Regions from separate parts of the Homo sapiens genome. Here region 2 is linked to region 1. Evidence: chromatin contacts called from ENCODE Hi-C or POLR2A ChIA-PET data. All regions are on one chromosome and are shown on one strand. The core of a region is the stretch at or near the end of the contact, and the rest is flanking DNA. Distances in the headings are between cores, read along the strand shown.

Region 1 (4,740 bases), core at 1,622-4,121:
TGCTATGGTAAATCTGCACAAGTACCATTCTCTCTGTATTGTGCAACTTGCTTTTTTGTTCAATATTTTGTTTGTGAAGATAATTTAGATTGATACCTGTAGCTACAATTTATTCTATTTCACTGCTGTATACTGTTAAACATGACAGTTTATTTACCCTATTAATGGACATTTAGGTCTTTTATAATTTTTCACTATTAAACATTTGCTGCTATGAGCATTCTTGTATGGACACATCTAATACAGGTAGTGGGATTCCTTGGTGGGAGAGGATATACATTTTTACTTTTCTAGGTATTGCTAAATTTTCCTCTAAAGCGACTGTACCAATTTACATTCCTTCTATTAATGAAGGAAATACAAGATTGGAATAATTGGGATAGTTGTGTTATCTTTGTGAATAGATTTTAAAATACTGATTTAGATTTTTAAATAGTTGTAAGACTTCACATTTTCCATATCTTAGTTTGGTAACTTTTTCTAAAACTGTATTAACTTTATCTAGATTTTCAAACTTAAGGAATAAAGTTTGTTTAATATTTATTTCTCATCTCTGTTGTATCCCTGCATATAGTCTCCTTTTCATTAATATCATTTATAACTTTTAAAAATGAGTCTTGCCAGAGGGTTTGTCCGGTTTATTAGATATGTCAAGACTAATATTTGCTTTTGTCAGTCCCCTCTATTGTACTTTGCTTCTTGTTTCATTTATTCTGTTCTTATTTTCATCATTTCCTTTTCTACCTTTTTGGGATTTATTCTGTTCTTCCTTTTCTACATTCTTAAGTTAGATCCTTAACTCATTACTGTTTTGTTGTTCTTATCTCCTGGTATAGGGTCTTTATTTGAGTTCTCCCAGAGGCAAGTTCTGAGACCAGGACCTGAGGGCAATAGTATATGTGAGAGATGCAGGGAGTGCCATAATGAGGTGGGAAAGTAGGAAGGGAAGAAAAGGTGAGCAATAAGGGTGTAGCTTTTAGTAGCTATTGATAATTGCTGTCTAGATTCATTAAATTCATTTTGTCATTAAAGGACAAAATGATGAAATTCTATCATTCATTTGGCATTGGTCAGTTAATTATTTTATGAAGGAGAACTTTTCCCCATCAACTATTTAGTTACCCAGAAATAGGGTTTGTACAGGAAAGGCAGAATAAAAAGCTGCTTTCCTTAGCAAACTCTGAGGTGACCAAAGTGACATTTTTCTCCATATGTCGATATGAACTTTCTTTGCAGTCCTTGTTCTTTTTGATGTTCTAATTTTTCCATATTTGGCCAGTGGAATCACCTTCAAATTGATTCTTACCTTCTTTTGACATGACCTGAAATAGTCTTTTATGGCTTTCTTGCTTTCTGTTAAGATGTTCTAGGCTAATCTTATAAATTTTCTTCCCTGCACCTAAAATCAGCCATTTTTTTCATGGAACCCTGGTTCCTTTGGGGACAAAATAGTATTTTAAGACCCATTATTGCCAGGCGCGGTGGCTCACGCCTGTAATCCCAGCACTTTGGTAGGCCGAGGCGGGCGGATCACGAGGTCAGGAGATCGAGATCATCCTGGCTAACATGGTGAAACCCCGTCTCTATAAAAAATACAAAAAATTAGCCGGGCGTGGTGGTGGGCGCCTGTAGTCCCAGCTACTCGGGAGGCTGAGGCAGGAGAATGGCGTGAACCCGGGAGGCGGAGCTTGCAGTGAGCCAAGATGACGCCACTGCACTCCAGCCTGGGCGGCAGAGACACACTCCATCTCAAAAAATAAAAATAAAAATAAAAAAGACCCATTATTTGGGCTTATTACGATGAGTTGGTCTCTGGTTCTAGGCCTTTTTTTTTTTCTTTTTTTTTTTTTTTTTTTTAGAAAAATACAGCAGGTTGTATTGAGGTTGGCACCTATGTTCTTTCAAAGAACCCTCATCATTTTGTGAGTTCTTTCCTTGTGGCACCACGATGTTCCAGGCTCATCTTGTATGTTCCCTGCCTCAGCACAGGATTTTTTTTAATGAGAAAAATATCACGAATTCAAATTTACAGAAGCTTTACATTTTTATGTCCTCTAAGTTAGCAGTCTGTCTTTCCTTTTATTGGCGTTTGTAAAATTTCTTCTTTTTAAAATTGTTATATTTTAGAGACAGGGTCTCGCTCTGTCACCCAGGCTGGAGTGCAGTGGTGCAATCACAGCTCACCACAGCCTCCAACTCCTGGGCTCAAGGCATCCTCCCACGTAGGCCTTCCAAAGCGCTGAGATTGTAGGCATAAGCCACCAGGCCCAGCCTATTACCTTTACGTTGTACTTAGTCCCAGATAAAAAATGACCTTAGATCAGTCCTTTCCTCTTTGGCTGGGGAGAGGGGGGCTTAAATTCCGGTACTGTGAAACAGAAGAATGGACTCAGTGCTATGTGACAAATCTATGTATGTAAATGTGTGTATATACACACACATAAATTATATATATGAATATATTTTCATTTTCATATTTTGCAAGGAGAGTAGCCAATGCTCTGGACCTCTGGTCCTTTTTGTAGGGTACCCTCTGAGGCCGGGAACCTTTGCTCAACTCTCAGGCTGTCCAGGGAAGCTTTAGGCGGTGATACCGAGCTACAGACCAATATAAGAGCTCGGGGCTGTGGCACTGAAGAGAGGAGGCGGCCGTTGGGAACTGAGGTGGGCCCAGGGCTTGAGCTGAGTTGGCGAGGGTGGAGGTGGTGCCGGTCCCACGCCGTGGTGGGGACCGAGCTGCGGGCTGGAGGGAGGGGCAGCGCCGAGGGGGCGGGACGGGGAGGGCTCGCGGAGTAGGCCAACGGTTGGCCCCAACCGCCACTGACTACAGCCTGCGCCCGCCTCTTTTCGTTGCCGTTACCTGTTTCCGGCAGTCGACACGCTCTTCGCTTCTCGGGGCTTGTCTCCGTGTCCTCCGTCTCAGTTGTTTCTCCCTCTCTATCCTCCTCTGTCTCAGTCTCCCCAGCCTTGGGGCCGGTGCCTCTTCCGGGCTTCGGCGAATGAGACCTGCGGACCTGCCCCCGCGCCCCATGGAAGAATCCCCGGCGTCCAGCTCTGCCCCGACAGAGACGGAGGAGCCGGGGTCCAGTGCAGGTGAGCGGGGTTGGGAGACAGGAGAGCTCCCCGAGGAGGACTCAACTGTGGGGACAGGTTGAGCAAGACCATCTGCGTTTGGGAAATCCAGCCTTGGATTATTGAGACAGAGCCACCTAGTCGGCTAGGATCTGACCTGGCCAGAGAATTCTTGGCTAGTCCTATTTTTATTCGTTCTCACAGAAGCCGAACTTAAACCTCAGAATTATCACTCCAGAGATGAAAGGGAACTGAGACTGGAAAAGCCCTGCTTACCAAAGGTCTCTGGGCGGCAGAAAGAGCCCTGAGCTTCAGTTTCAACTTAGGAGACCTGGGTCTTGGTCCAGATTTTACTGTGGAGTGGCGTTCAGTAAGCTTTGTCCCCATCCCGGGCCCGAGTTTTCCCATCTATACCATGAGAGGGTTTAGACTACAGATCTTCAAAGGTCTGGCACGTGGTAGGTGCTCCTTAAATATTACTTGTTAGGAGTGAATAAATGAGATAGGAAGGCCTCCTGGGATTCACTGGAGGCTCATTGGGTTAGTTGGAGGCTGTGGAATTACATTATTATAGTCTGAGAAGTAGGCGGTATTATCTCCATTTTATAAGTGAGGAAACTGAAGCTCAGAAGTAAAGTGACTTGCTAGTAAGTGTCAAAGATAAGTCAGACTTCAGAGTCCATGCTAGGCTATACTCTCTCCCAGTAAGAAAGCGGGAAGGACTTGATGGGAAAGTGATTATATCGAGCAGCAAGTAATCATTTGAATTCTCTGCTTAAATGAACCCCAGAGCAGGCCCATATCTGATTATTTTCTATCCCGTTTCCAGCACCTGATTTGTGTGAAACGTTTTGGGTGGCAATGCCAGAATCACCATCTATATTACTTCTGTCATCAACACGATCAGCATAATTACAAAAATTAATGGCTCTAATTGTTATAGTGATAATAAAGCATAAATGAAATTGTGAGGACATCAAAATTTATAATTAAAGACACCTATTAAAACAGCAGTTTAAAATTTATAAAACACTTTTGAGTGGTTCTTCATATTGATCTGCTTAGGTAGGTATTATTATCCATAGTTTACAAGCAAGGAATCCAAGACCTAGAGGTTGAGTAACCATCAAAACGTCATGCAGCAAGAAATGGAGCTGAGACTTGAATCCAGCCCATGTGACAAGTTGTGCTTCTCCTTTGGTGATTATTTCCCTATTTCCTCTCCATTTCCTTTTTTTTTTGAGATGGAGTCTTGCTGTGTCACCCAAGCTGGAGTGCAGTGGTGCAGTCTCGGCTCACTGCAACCTCCGTCTCCTGGTTTCAAGTGATTCTCCTGCCTCAGCCTCCCGAATAGCTGGGATTACAGGTGGATGCCACCATGCCTGGCCAATTTTTTTTGTATTTTTAGTAGAGATGGGGTGTCACCATGTTGGCCAGGGTGGTCTCGAACTCCTGACCTCAAGTGATCTGCCCACCTCAGCCTCCCAGAGTGGTGGGAATATAGGCATGAGCCACCGCACCCAGCCTCTTCCTTTCCTGTTCTGAGCCCTAACCCGCTCCATGCCTATCCTGTGCTCCATTCTTCTTATCACCTGGAGAATTCCTGTTTAGATTTAACTAATAGTCACATGTTGACTGATGATAGTAGTGTTGGTTTAACTTGTAATT
Region 2 (4,740 bases), core at 1,238-3,737, 35 kb after region 1:
TTCTGTGTTCCCAGTGCCCAGCCTAGGGTCTGGCAGAGAGTATGGGCCCCACAGAGCTTGTTGAATTAGTGTGTATGTAAGTGAAAATGATAGGGTGGGCAGTTGTGGGTAAGTGGCGAGTGGCAAGTAGGTTTGTCCCCAAGCCTGAGAGGGTCACCTGAATTGGGTACAGAGTTGAGAACTCATCATTTTGGTCTCTTTTACCAAATGAGATTGGGTCTGAATTTGATTAGGACATGTTATCTGTAAGACTGCCTGGGGCTAGCAAGACAAAAGTCTAAAATCTGAGGTATCTGTAAGGAGTAGTCAGAGGAGACCATGGGCCCTGCACAGCTCTGTCCAAGGCTTGGAAACAACTTCAGGTGGATAGGTATGGATAATAATACCGTAGTCAGTCCTTCCCATGTGGGAGTGAGGCTCCCAGCGAACAGTCCCACAAATCCCAGAACAGTCCCTCTAGTGAGTCAGAGATCTGGGTAATATGGAAGTCCTCAGATTGTCTGCTCCTCCACCCTTCTGGAATCACACTTTCCCTCAGTTTCTTAAGATGTTGCAAGTCATCGGCCGGGTGCGGTGGCTCACGCCTGTAATCCCAGCACTTTGGGAAGCTGAGGCGGGTGGATCATGACGTCAGGAGTTCAAGACCAGCCTGGCTAAGATGGTGAAACCCCTCTCTACTAAAAATACAAAAAATTAGCCAGGCGTGGTGGCGGGTGCCTATAATCCCAGCTACTTGGGAGGCTGAGGCAGGAGAATTGCTTGAACTCGGAGGGCAGAGGCTGCAGGCAGCTGAGATCACGCCACTGCACTCCAGCCTGGGCAACACAGTGAGATTCCATCTCAAGAAAAAAAAAAAAAAAGATTTTGCAGGTCATCATCCTATATTCTGGGCGAAGCATAGAGTCTTTCCCAAGAGCCTGAGAGTTCCTGGGAGCTTATATTCTGATCACCTCTCACTCTTAATTCCTGCTGCTATTGCATTCTTGTGACTGTGACTGAGTTGTTTTGCTCCAGGCTCTGATGCTGCCCTTGCTGCCTCTTTCCCCAAAGCACCAGGTGCAAGCATGTGCACGTAACAGACTTTCCTTCAAGAGTTGAGGGTAAGGAAGTGAGTTATAGCACAATGCAGAGCCGAAAGGCAGAGCAGGAATCATTACCTGCTTTGTACAAAAGAGGAAACCAAAGCTTAGATATTAACCAGGTGACTTGACTAAAGCTATACAGCAAGTTAGTGACAGAACTAGGCCTGGAATGAGCTCTCCTGATCCAGACTCTAGAGTCAGCATTTCACGGTTCTGAACATCTGGAATCCAAAGAGCTGTCCAGGTTTAGGTTAAGAACAGTTCCACACACACAGAAAGACGGTCCTGGGTGGCAGGCAGTGAAAGAAACCTGGGGAGCTGGGGATCTCTATGAGCGTGGCTCACCTCCCCCTCTGTCTCCTGGAGCTGACCCTTGCTCATATCCTGCGGGAACAAGACCCAGGTGGATCAAAACTTTATTGAGGCCCTGCTCAAGACAGGCACAGTAGTGCAGTAGGTTTAATCTTCACTATGGTTCTGCAAGGCTGGCAACATTATTCCCCATTTTAGTTGAGAAAACAGTCTCCAAGAGTGGAAGTGACTTGCTCAAGGTCATACAGATAGTCAGGCCTGGCTCTGAGCCTGAGGACTCCCAGTCCCCGACTCTGCTGCAAGCTCCATGGCATTGCCAACATTGACCACCAGGTGGCAATCTCCCCCAACTCCCTGCAGGCCACAAGCACCCTGGAATTTTAAGCAGTAATGCCTATGGTTGGTGGCAGAACAGCAGTCTCTGCCTGGATTTTCAAAACTGCCCTGAGGCAGTTTTATAACTCTTTTGTCCCAAGGGGAAATTGATGTCCAAGAGGGATGGTGGCTTTACAGAGGAGGAAGTTCTATGTGTGTGTGCGTGTGAGCATGAGATCTGCTTCTGGTTCCAAGGCTGGTGAATTCTGCTGACCTATTGTTAGCTGGGAGTTGGTGGGCATGACTTTCCTGGCACGATGTTCAGTTTCTCCTCTGTGCCTGCTGTTGCCAAGCCTCACTCAGAGATGGGCAGCCGAGTTTTCCTTGGACTCCCATCAGAGGCCCAGGGCCCAACCTCTTGTTTAGGTGGGGTCAGACTTACCTGGTCTGAGGCCATCTGAACAGCCCTGTGGATCCTTCCCCTATTTTAATCTGTGTGCTTCTTTGTATGGAGCCATGGAAACTCCTATGATCTTCCATGCCTGCCTACAGCCAGGAAACACTGGGAGAGAGTCCTGTGCATTCTTCCTGCAGTACTCACCATGTTCCCTTCAGGCTCTGCTGGATGGACCAGACCCTCTCAGCAGGCTTCCCGCCACTGGATACCCCTTTACCTCTGTGCTGCTCAGTGGCAGTCCCAGGGTGGGCCTGTGAGTTCTCGGCACAGCAAACTTTCTGCCCAGATGCCAGGGTGAGGCTCCCTTTCTGGCAGGCACGCCCAGCTTCTATGCAGGGCTTGGGCACATTCTCCATTCCCCATCATGGCAGTGACTCTCAGCACAAACACCGCAGTGTTCACAAGGCCACCCCAACTTCTCCCCCCTTCCCTCCTATGTCCTCTCTTTGTGTGTGTGTGCACGTGTACGCTCCTTCATGTCTCTCTTTACAGAGTGTGGTCTTAGAGCCTCTTGTCCTCAGCTTTGGGCCTTCACTGCAATTCCACAAATCCAGAACTCAAGGAAAGTCCTGCTATACGTCCTGTCAGGTAAAGGTAGTGACAGCTCCCTTGCCAGATTCAGAGGAGAGTTCCTGGGAGTTTCCTGAACGCAGGGCTGTCGTTTGAGCTCTGTGTTCCGAGCACCCAGCACAGGGCCTGCATGGGACAGGCCCCAAGGGGAGGGAGGTGGTTCTCACATGAATGAAGGGCCCTGAACTAGAGCAAGTTAGCCTCTCAGAACACAATGAGTCCCCTTCTTCTGTAGGGCACCACACATCCCTCTGCAGAAACTGAGGGAAAGTGGAGAACAGAGCAAATAGTGATAAAGGCAAGCAGCACGCAGTCATTATGTCAACGTTTCTCAAGTTTCTCTCATGCATGTGCCTCCTCCATGATTTTTGCTAAATCCATGGATTCTTAATAATTTTCTTTAGCATATTTTATGAAAATACCTAATTCATGGTCTCCTAAGGAATAATATTCATGAAATCACTGGTTTGATTTATCTTTCCTAATATACATTAAATTATATACATACCTATTAAAAAATAGCAAAGACCACTGAAGTAGGTCATACCTACCACCAGTGAGATGTATACTGCACTTGGGTTATTTAGTTTTCACAAAACCCTATAAGGTCAATCATGCTTTTTCTGTCTTATAGGTGAAGAAATTGAAGGTCAGAGAATTGACTTGGCTGAGGTCACACAGTCTTCTGATCTTTGGCCTACAGCCTTTATAAAGATGGGAGAGGGGAAGGGAGGAGCAGGTGCTTGGGAGATGATGGGGGAGGGAGGCAGCTGCCACTGAAAAATGAAAGAAGATGGTGAAGATAGGGAGTGGGGGGCAGGACTCCATGTCAGAAAGGCAAATGACCTGAGTCCCAATGTCCTATGCACAGTAATGGCCATGAAAATAGCTGCAGATTTGCCTGCATTTGTATGACCAAGATTTATTGTGCCAGCAACTCCGGTAATTGGATGATGAAAGCACTGCAGCTGGGACTGTTGGCTGGAGATTAATTATTAGAGAGAGGAGGTAGGATGGGGAGTAGCCTGGATGGTGCCCAGCTGTGGAGAGACTGGAACCCACTAGAAGAGCAGGCAGGCAGACCTCAGACATCTAGTGGACCCTCCTCCCCACTCAGCTAAGACCCAGGGAGGGAGGCAACTGGACTGGGCCAAGGCCACAGCCATTCCACAGCAAGGCAGGATGAGAGCTCTTCTCTGAGTGAAGTTGATTTTCCAGAAAAGATGGGCAGCTACAGCAGCAGGAAGGGCCTGCACTTGGAGTCTGAGACCAGAGGGGAAGCCTCAGCTTTGTCTCTTACTTGCTATGTGGCCTTAGGAAGGTGACTTAGCCTCTTCGAACCTCAGTTTTCCCAGCTGTACGATGGAGATGATGGCATTGACTTTACTAGGAAGTCATGAGGCTCCAAGATTATTGGGTCCTGTTTAGATCTAGGACCCACTCAGGGACAACTTTCATTCTCACCCCCTCTGCTCAGGTCTGGCCCTCATCCTTCCTGCCTGGGTCCTGTGAACCCCTTCCCTGCTCTCTCATCAAGCCCTAAAACTTGATCCTTAGCCACTGTGGGGACTTTCTGCGTGAATGTCAAGTCTCCCAAGTAGGAACCTAAAAGGGACTGGGAGATGGGGGGCAGGGGTGGATCCCAAGAAGAAGTCATTTTCCCTCACAGCCTTAGTTTTCTCATCTGCAAAATGGGAATAGGCTTTATTTGGATTTATTCTGTTGCAAAGAACAGCAAACCACTTGAGCCCAACCAAGTGGGTTGGGGAAGGAGCCAACTATGGGGACTGGAACTGGAACCTGCACATTGGAAGGAACACAGGCCACTTGGGGCTAGCTTCTCCTCCATCTCTTTGTCAATGGGTCTCTGTTGCTATCTGCCCATCTTCCAACTACTCATAGGTGGATTCTTTCCCTCTCTCCTCTCTGTCTTAAGCTTCTGTTTCCTCAGAATCTCTGTTCTAGCACAACTTTTTCTTACATGTGACTGCTCATGGCTCCATT

Evidence for each region. Hi-C counts contacts between places; a loop is a spot of excess contacts on that map. ChIA-PET counts read pairs that join two places held with the same protein, here RNA polymerase II (POLR2A). Pooled maps may share reads with other maps.
Region 2: a map with no recorded cell type shows a loop between it and region 1 (4-fold over the local background). The contact joins the enhancer-like site here to the promoter of NEU3 in region 1. A Hi-C loop is called at or near these places in 1 of 168 maps with a recorded cell type or tissue (gastrocnemius medialis), 6 of 37 single-sample maps with no recorded cell type and 5 of 50 pooled maps. POLR2A ChIA-PET finds 5 or more read pairs at or near these places in 11 of 52 experiments (AG04450, H1, HepG2 and 7 more).

Annotation. Positions count from the first base shown.
Region 1 is chr11:74,986,062-74,990,801 of GRCh38, forward strand. It overlaps NEU3 (neuraminidase 3), which reads left to right and starts at 2,872. Exons shown (of 3, transcript NM_006656.6): 1 at 2,872-3,093. The coding sequence starts at 3,000. RefSeq lists enhancers at 2,622-2,671, 2,952-3,141.
Region 2 is chr11:75,021,349-75,026,088 of GRCh38, forward strand. No RefSeq gene overlaps it. Among named protein-coding and RNA genes, the nearest start is that of NEU3, 35 kb to the left of the region's middle. Within about 2 kb of position 2,488, at least 6 of the 41 ENCODE cell types and tissues checked have a DNase peak (open chromatin) inside an H3K27ac peak, as active enhancers do.